Regions from separate parts of the Homo sapiens genome. Here region 1 is linked to region 2. A link is a contact called in ENCODE Hi-C data. All regions are on one chromosome and are shown on one strand. The core of a region is the stretch at or near the end of the contact, and the rest is flanking DNA. Distances in the headings are between cores, read along the strand shown. Region 1 overlaps ATP11A (ATPase phospholipid transporting 11A). Region 2 overlaps COL4A2 (collagen type IV alpha 2 chain).

Region 1 (5,723 bases), core at 3,131-5,630, 2.3 Mb after region 2:
CTTGGATGCAAGTGGGCTGAGTCCGAGAAAGGAGTCAGCAAAGGGAGATGGAGGTGGGGCAGTTCTATAGGATTTGGGTATGTAGTGGAAAATTACAGTTAAAGGTGGTTATCCCTTGTGGGCAGGGGCGGGGGTCACAAGGTGCAGGGTGGGGAGGTCATGAGACTCATTGTCCAGGGGGGAATGTCACAAGGTTGATTGATTAGTTGGGGTGAGGCAGGAACAAATCACAAAGGTGGAATGTCATCTTTTGTGGTTCTTCAGTTGCTCCAGGCCATCTGGGTGTATATGTGCAGGTCACAGGCTTAGCTTGGGCTCAGAGGCCTCACAATTTATAAAATACTTCATTCAACAATAGCAGACCACACATTCTTCTCAAGTTCACATGGAACATTTGCCATGACAGATCACATTCTGGGCCATAAAATACACCTTAGCACCTTTTCAAAGAATAGAAATCATACCAAGTACTCTTTCAGACCACAGTAGAATTAAACTAGAAATAAATAAATAACAAAGTTAACTGGAAAATCCCAAAATATTTGGAGATTAAACAAAACACTACTAAATAACACATGAACCAAAGAAGTCTCAAGAGGCATAAAAATATTTTAAGCTAAACAAAAAATATAACTTATCAAATCTTGTGGGATGCAGGAAAAGCAGTGCTTAGAGGGAAATTTATAGTATTGACTACATAGATTAGAAAAGAAGAAAGATCCAAAATCTACAAGCTTCAACATTAGGAAACTTAACAAAAAATTAATAATCAACATTAGAACAGAAATTAATGAAATTGAAAACAGGAAATCAGAGAAAATTTTAAACATCAAAAGCTGGTTCTTTGAAAAAAAAAAATCAATAAAATCAATAAAACTTTAGCCAGGCTAAACAAGAGGAAAAGAAAAGAGACACAAATTCCAAACATCAGAAATAAAGGAGGGGCATCACTACTGGTAACATGGCTAATAAAAAGATTAAAAGGAATATCATGAACAGCCCTACACCCATAAACTTGGTAACTTAGATAACATTGGCCAGTTTCTTGAAAAACGCTATCTACCAAAACTCAAACAAGGAGAAATATAATCTGGGTGGGCCTACATCAATTAAAAGAAATGGAATCCGTAATTAATACTCTTCCAAAACGGAAAGCACAAGACTCAGATGTTTTCACTGGTGAATTCTACCAAACATTTAAGGAAAAAAAAAAAAATCAATTCTCTACAATCTCTTCCAGGTAATAGAAGCGGAAGGAACATTTTCTAATTCGTTCTATGAGGCCAGCATTACCCTAAAACCAAAACCAGAAAAAGATATTACCAGAAAGACGATATCACACACCAGTATTTCTCATGAACATAGAAGCAACGATTCTCAATAAAATATTAGCAAGTCCAATTCAACAATGTATAAAAAGAATTATACACCATGACCAAGTGGGTTTATCCTAGGTATGCAAGGCTGATCCAACATTTGAAAATCGACTAATATAACCCATATTTACAGGCTAAAAAAGAAAACTTACATGATTATATCAATAGGTGCAGAAAAAGAATTTGACAAAATTCACTACCCACTCATGTACTGCAGCAAACTAAAAACAGAGGGGAATTTCCTGAGCTTCATAAAGAGCATCTCCGAAAAGCCCTACAGCTGACGTCATACTTAATGGTGAAAAACGAGATGGTTTCACCCTAAGATTGGAAAAAAGGCAAGAAATCCCTTATCACTGTTCTTATTCAGCATTGTACTGGAAATCCTAGCTAATACAGTAAGAGTAGAAATGGGAATAAAAGGCCTACAGCTGACGTCATACTTAATGGTGAAAAACGAGATGATTTCACCCTAAGATTGGAAAAAAGGCAAGAAATCCCTTATCACTGTTCTTATTCAGCATTGTACTGGAAATCCTAGCTAATACAGTAAGAGTAGAAATGGGAATAAAAGGCCTACAGCTGACGTCATACTTAATGGTGAAAAACGAGATGATTTCACCCTAAGATTGGAAAAAAGGCAAGAAATCCCTTATCACTGTTCTTATGCAGCATTGTACTGGAAATCCTAGCTAATACAGTAAGAGTAGAAATGGGAATAAAAGTCCTACAGATTGGGAAGGAAGGAATAAGACTATCTTTGTTCACAAGTGATATGATTGTCCATGCAGAAAATCCCAAAGAACCAACAATAACAAAAAAACTTCTGGATGTTAGAGGCGATTATAGCATGGTTGCAGGATGCAAAAATTAATCGCTATCCTATATGCCAGCAATGAACAGTTGGAATTTGAAATTGAAAACAACACTATTTACATTTAACCCCCCCACCCACCAAATTACACAGGTATAAATCTAACAAGATATGTACAAGGTCTAGGTAAGGAAAACGACAAAACTGTAACGAAATCAAAGACTTAAATTAATGGAGAGATGTTCCATGTTCATGGATGGGAAAACTCCATGTTTTTAAGATGTCAGTTCTTCCCACTTTGACCTGTCCTAATCAAATTCCCAGCAAGTTAATTTCTAGATATCACCAAACTGATTCTGCATTTATATGGAAAGGCAAAAGACCCAGAATAGCCTCGCAGTATTGAACCAAGTTGGAGAACTGACACTAGCCCACTTTAGGACTTACTGTAAAACTACGGTAATCAAGACAGTGTGGTGTTGCTGAAAGAATAGAGAAATAGCGGCTGGGCGTGGCGGCTCACACCTGTCATCCCAGCACTTTGGGAGGCCGAGGCGGGCGGATCACGAGGTCAGGAGATTGAGACCAACCTGGCCAACACGATGAAACCCCATCTCTACTAAAAATACAAAAAAAATTAGCCGGGCGTGGTGGTGGGCGCCTGTAGTCCCAATTACTCAGGAGGCTGAGGCAGGAGAATGGCGCGAACCCAGGAGGCAGAGCTTGCGGTGAGCCGAGATCGCGCCACTGCACTCCAGCCTGGGCAACAGAGCGAGACTCCGTCTCACAAAAAAAAAAGAAAAGAATAGACAAATAGATCAATGAAACATCATAGAGAGCCTGGGAGTAGATCCACCCAGTAAATCCACCCAGATAGTCAACCCATTCACCCAGATAGTCAACCCATCTTTGACAAAGGAGCAAAGGCAATTCAGGGCAGACAGAAAAGCACTATTTCTTTTCAACAAATAGTGCTAGAAAAACTGGACATGCAAAAAAAAAAAAAAAAAAAAACCCAGCAACAGTGACTCTAGACAGTGATCACACACCGTTCAAGAAAATTAGCTCAAAGTGAGTCATAGACCTAAATGTAAAATGTATAATAATGAAACTTGTAGAAATGTAGGAGAAAGTCTAGGTGACCTTGGGTTTGGCAACAAGTTTTTGGATAACACCAAAAACACTGTTCATGAAAGGAAAATTGATAAGTTGGACTTCGTGAAGATTAAAAACTTGAGCTTTGCAAAATACAGTTAAGAGAATTAAAATATGAGCCACTGACTGGGAGAATAGATTTGCAAAACACACATCTGATAAAAACCTGGTATCAAACAACACATGGAAAATAAGGGTGTTTGGATGGGTAGGGCGGGATGACCTAGGGAGGACATGGAAAGTTAGTTTCTTTTTTAAAACTCCAGAGACTCTCTTCTGGAGCTCCCCTTGCCTTTTTTATTACAGTCAACCTGAGATGGGAACTGAAAATATGGCCGTAGTTGTCATGAACTGGGGGGAGCCACTACTCTGTTTTTACCCTCATTAAGGAACTTTATTGTGAAAGGTAAAATCACTTTGTAAATGTGAATTAGAATAGAAAATGGAAATTCCTTATATACTCTCTAAGCCACTGGAAACTTGAGGCAGAGAAGTTTTAAAAGACGCACATGGATTTCCTCTGAAATATTTGTAAACACCAAATTCAGAACATGTTGGTTAGTTTAGGACCATACCAGGCTTTAGTTGTTACATTGAATTGTAAATAACTTATATTCATGAGCCTGGAATTAAAGAAATTCTTGGTATGAGAATTTGACAACTACTTCTGGCTTCCAGGAGCCAGAACCCACCTTCGAATGGGATTTTGAAATAAGCCCCGTTGAAGAGACACACAGATGGCAGAGGCCGCAGCACAGGCTGTGAGACCTTCTTCAGGTTTCGGTAGACTGTCTTCATTACGGCGTAAAAACATGTCAGATGAAATTTCAGAAACTATTTCCAAACTCAGTGAAGGTTCGTGACATCTGGGACGTTGTTGTTTTCAACACAGAAGTTGAATGAAACTGCTACAGAAGCAAAATGAGAAGTGTGGAGAGGAGATGCTGTGGTGGCTGGGCATTCTCCCTCCTTCCCCTCCCTCCCCTCCTTCTCTCATTCCCCTCCTTCCCTCCCTGACCTCCTTCCCCTCCTTCTCTCATTCCCCTCCTTCCCTCCTTCCTCTCCCTCCCCTCCCTGCCTTACTTCCCCTCCCTCCCCTCCTTCCTCTCCTTCCCCTCCTCCTCCTTCCTCTCCTTCCCCTCCTTTTCCTCCTTGCTTCCCTTCCTTCCCTCATTCCCCTCCTTCCCTCCTTCACCTCCCTCCCCCCATCCCCTCTCTGCCCTCCTTCCCCTCCTTTTCCTCCTTTCTTCCCTTCCTTCCCTCATTCCCCTCATTCCCCTCCTTCCCTCCTTCACCTCCCTCCCTGCCATCCCCTCTCTGCCCTCCTTCCCTCCTTTTCCTCCTTCCCTCCTTCACCTCCCTCCCCCCATCCCCTCTCTGCCCTCCTTCCCCTCCTTTTCCTCCTTCACCTCCCTCCCCCCATCCCCTCTCTGCCCTCCTTCCCTCCTTCACCTCCCTCCCTGCCATCCCCTCTCTGCCCTCCTTCCCCTCCTTCCCTCCTTCACCTCCCTCCCCCCATCCCCTCTCTGCCCTCCTTCCCTCCTTCACCTCCCTCCCCCCATCCCCTCTCTGCCCTCCTTCCCCTCCTTTTCCTCCTTCCCTCCTTCACCTCCCTCCCCCCATCCCCTCTCTGCCCTCGTTCCCCTCCTTCCCTCCTTCACCTCCCTCCCCCCATCCCCTCTCTGCCCTCCTTCCCCTCCTTTTCCTCCTTCCCTCCTTCACCTCCCTCCCCCCCATCCCCTCTCTGCCCTCCTTCCCCTCCTTTTCCTGTCCTTCCCCCTGAGGCCTCAAAGCCCCTGTGCCTGAGCTGTGGACAAGAAACACGCCTGCCTCAGAAGCTGCCTGGAGCTGGGTGAAGGCTTCCATTCAGCTCGCTGTCATGCTCTCACTCAGAGGAGAGATCATGCAGAAATTACTGAAGTAAAATGCTAATGTGTTGAGTTAATGATCACAGGTTTACGTTTTATAAAAGACATCTTAATAATCAAACTATTGTTGAGCTACCTTGCGTTTTATCTTGAATTCTCTGGAGTTAGGTAATTTACATACGTGTTTCAGAGTACACACTTTGTTTAAGCTGTCTTAGCTGTCAACAAACACTCTAAATTATGAATTATGAGTTTTATATCTAAAGCTAAACATTTTGTACTGTAAAATCCAGTGCTACTTACTATGCCCTAGAGTAACACTACAAGAGTAAAATCTGATCTCAATGATGGATGTTTGTTTTTCTTTTATGCAGTACACATTTTGGAACTTTATACCCAAGAATTTATTTGAACAATTCAGAAGAGTAGCCAACTTTTATTTCCTTATCATATTTCTGGTGCAGGTAAGGCCGGTCATTGTTTTCCATCTCATCACATATAAATCTAAAT
Region 2 (3,218 bases), core at 719-3,218:
GCAGTGGCACAATCTCAGCTCACTGCAACCTCCGCCTTCTGGGTTCAAGCGACTCTCCTGCCTCAGCCTCCTGAGTAGCTGGGATTACAGGCATGTGCCACCACACCTGGCTGATTTTTGTATTTTCAGTAGAGACGGGGATTTCACCATGTTGGCCAGGCTGGTCTCAAACTCCTGACATTAGGTGATCTGCCCGCCTCAGCCTGCCAAAGTGCTGGGATGACAGGCGTGAGCCACTGTGCCAGGCCGCACACATCTTCAATAGTGTTTGTCTAATGAAACCATGGAAGCCATTGTGGACAACTTTCCACCCGAGATGAAACATCCTTCCACAGGGTCCTGGGCAGGTTCCTGCAGCCTCTGCTGGAGTCCCACTTGTCACCTAGAACCTGTGGCACATTGGAACCCTCTTGTTGCTAGAAAGTTCCTCCCTGGAATACAGCCTGCCTCCCAGGGAGTTCTCACCGGGCTGTTCCTGAGCCACACAGTTGACTTCCTCATAACCACACACCCTGAGAGAGGCGGCCACATCTCCCACAGACGTCTCATGAACAGGCAGAACTGACCCCGGGAACACATACTTTCTTTTAATGACATCGTTCCATGCCCTTGGAATTCTGAGCAACCTTCTAGGACCCCCACTTATCAGGATTCTTTTCCAACTGGGCTCTAGAAACTGAATAAAGCGCTCCCCATGTCTGGAATATCACACAGAACATCGGGACTGTTGCGCCCTTAGGTTGAACATCTTGCAAATGTTCCCAGTGAAGACTAATTGAACCCTGCCCCTCCCCTGACCTCCACTCAGATAGCTGATTTAAGCCTCAATGCAGAAGTGTCTGTCCGTCCCTGATAGATGGTATCTTTCGGAATTTTGTGTTGCAGCCCGTAGGGATTGTTCCAAACCCTGACCCTGTTTCCTTTCATATGATGCGTTTCTCCATGTTTTGCAAAATTGGGAAGCAGGCTTCCTGTGTCTGTATCAAGGCCCTGGTAAAAACAACTCTGCATTCGAATGAAGCAAAGGAAGTCTCCATGCCTCTGCCCCAGGGGTTGGTCTCTGTGGTTTTGTTGCCCTGCTGGAAGTGTCTAAATATTTAGAAGTGTAACATTGCCACTCTCATGATTTCATATATACTAAGTTTAAGCATTCATGATTTTGAGAGAAGGATAATAATTCCTGAACAGCTTCTTGCTGTGAGTATGAAAGTTCTCTGGTAATTGTGATTGGAGTGCCCAGCCATGTGTGCGTGAACGCCACACGGGGCTCCCCTGTAGGGGGGAATGGATGGGATGCACCCATTATCAGGTGATTTGGACAGTTGCCCACGTGAGTTGGGAGCCTGTTCCACCATCAAATGTGAGCCCTTACGTCATGAACAGGGAGGCTGGGGCAGGCTGGGGGTGGGTGGTGATTGAGGAACTGATCAGTTTCTGAAACGCATGTCACTTTTTATGGTGCTGAAATATACTGCCCTTCTGTCGCCACATGCAGAAGAGGATAAAATGCCCAATTCAAGGATTGCAAAAATCAGAGAGTCTATTCCAGATCTAAGACCCACACATGCAAACCCAAGTGCATGGCTCCCTGGGTACAGTTTGTAACATTGCCAGTGAAAGTCATGTCTCTTCATTGTGAGTAAATCACACCGTTAAAACTCTGAGTACGGTCTAGCTGATTAACGTCAGGTTAATCCAGATCCTTTATTCTGTATTCCAGTTACTCCCAGCTCCCAGGCAGTGATGGCTTTACCGGCCCAGGAGGTCCCCGGGCCCTGCTCATTGGATCTTTTTGGTGGGATACACCCCACAGAACACAGAAAACATTCCCTTTTCCGTATCCATACATAGGAGTGCCGAGCCTGCCGTGTACTTGATCTTGTCCCACAGAATCACCTGCCAGTCTCATCGTTGCAGGCTTCTCTCCTGCATGCACAGCGGGGGTGGTGGTGACCTCAGAAGCCTTTCCTTCTGAGCACTGCGTGACTGTCAGCTGTGGGAGTTCATTCTGAGGCCATGTCAGGGCTGACTGCACCGAAAAAGGAAGTGACCTGATGAGATCATTTTATCCAGTGGCACCCACAAAAGACACAGGACAGCTGCCTTCCCTCCATCCGCAGATGGGACTTGATGATTTTCTTTTTTCTTTTTATTTTTTTCTCTTTTGAGATGGAATCTCACTCTGTCGCCCAGGCTGGAGTGCAGTGGTGCGATCTTGGCTCACTGCAAGCTCCGCCTCCCGGGTTCACGCCATTCTCCCGCCTCAGCCTCCTGAGTAGCTGGGACTACAGGCATCCGCCACCACACCTGGCTAATTTTTTGTATTTTTAGTAGAGACGAGGTTTCACCGTGTTAGCCAGGATGGTCTCGATCTCCTGACCTCGTGATTCACCCGCCTCGGCCTCCCAAAGTGCTGGGATTGGGACTTGATGATTTTCATGGTCAATACAACAGAGGGGTGTCGTTCCTCTTTGAAGCGTTTCCCAACCGACAGTGACGGGTTTCTACCAGGGAGATGTTACGGCAGGCAGCGTTTTGGCTCTGACGGCCCTGTTCGTTCCTGCCTCCCTGGGATTTTCCATCCCGAAGTGCTGTTCCTCACTCAGCACAACCTAGAAGGTCCCACAAAAAGCTATTCTTTGGGGCTTATTTGCAAAGCAGGGGAACCCATGAATTATGCAAATCGAGGTCCAAGGAGGCGTTGTTGGCTTGTCCACCTTCACTCAGTTTTAGGGCTGGGGGGCCGAATGGCGGGGCAAGCAGAAGAAACATAACCAACAGAACGACATGGCGAAGGTTGTAGGTTCCAAAAAGGGCGACAGGGACAAGGGCTCGAGCTGAGGAATGCCTTCTGAGGACCCCATAGCCAAATTTTTGCTGTTTCCAGCCTCTTTTTGACTCTTCTCTTAGAACGTCACCATGCTAACTTGTGGTTTGGGGCCCACCCATGTTTCCTTTTAGGGTTCATAGGACCCCGAGGATCCAAAGGTGCAGTGGGCCTCCCTGGCCCAGATGGATCCCCAGGTCCCATCGGCCTGCCAGGGCCAGATGGGCCCCCTGGGGAAAGGGGCCTCCCTGGAGAAGTCCTGGGAGCTCAGCCCGGGCCACGGGGAGATGCTGGTGTGCCTGGACAGCCTGGGCTTAAAGGCCTTCCCGGAGACAGAGGCCCCCCTGGATTCAGAGGTGAGTGCCCCATCGGGGAGCCGGGGGCCCCATCC

The links. Hi-C counts contacts between places; a loop is a spot of excess contacts on that map. Pooled maps may share reads with other maps.
Region 1: a pooled map shows a loop between it and region 2 (26-fold over the local background). The contact joins two enhancer-like sites. A Hi-C loop is called at or near these places in 2 of 37 single-sample maps with no recorded cell type and 3 of 50 pooled maps.

The regions. Positions count from the first base shown.
Region 1 is chr13:112,799,370-112,805,092 of GRCh38, forward strand. It overlaps ATP11A (ATPase phospholipid transporting 11A), which reads left to right. Exons shown (of 30, transcript NM_015205.3): 3 at 5,588-5,677. Among named protein-coding and RNA genes, the nearest start is that of ATP11A-AS1, 48 kb to the left of the region's middle. RefSeq lists enhancers at 2,960-3,209, 4,036-4,275. Within about 2 kb of position 4,381, at least 2 of the 41 ENCODE cell types and tissues checked have a DNase peak (open chromatin) inside an H3K27ac peak, as active enhancers do.
Region 2 is chr13:110,469,968-110,473,185 of GRCh38, forward strand. COL4A2 (collagen type IV alpha 2 chain) reads left to right here. Exons shown (of 48, transcript NM_001846.4): 29 at 2,962-3,183. Among named protein-coding and RNA genes, the nearest start is that of COL4A2-AS2, 8.3 kb to the left of the region's middle. RefSeq lists enhancers at 1,539-1,638, 1,709-1,948, 1,959-2,008, 2,129-2,268, 2,997-3,218. Within about 2 kb of position 1,969, at least 11 of the 41 ENCODE cell types and tissues checked have a DNase peak (open chromatin) inside an H3K27ac peak, as active enhancers do.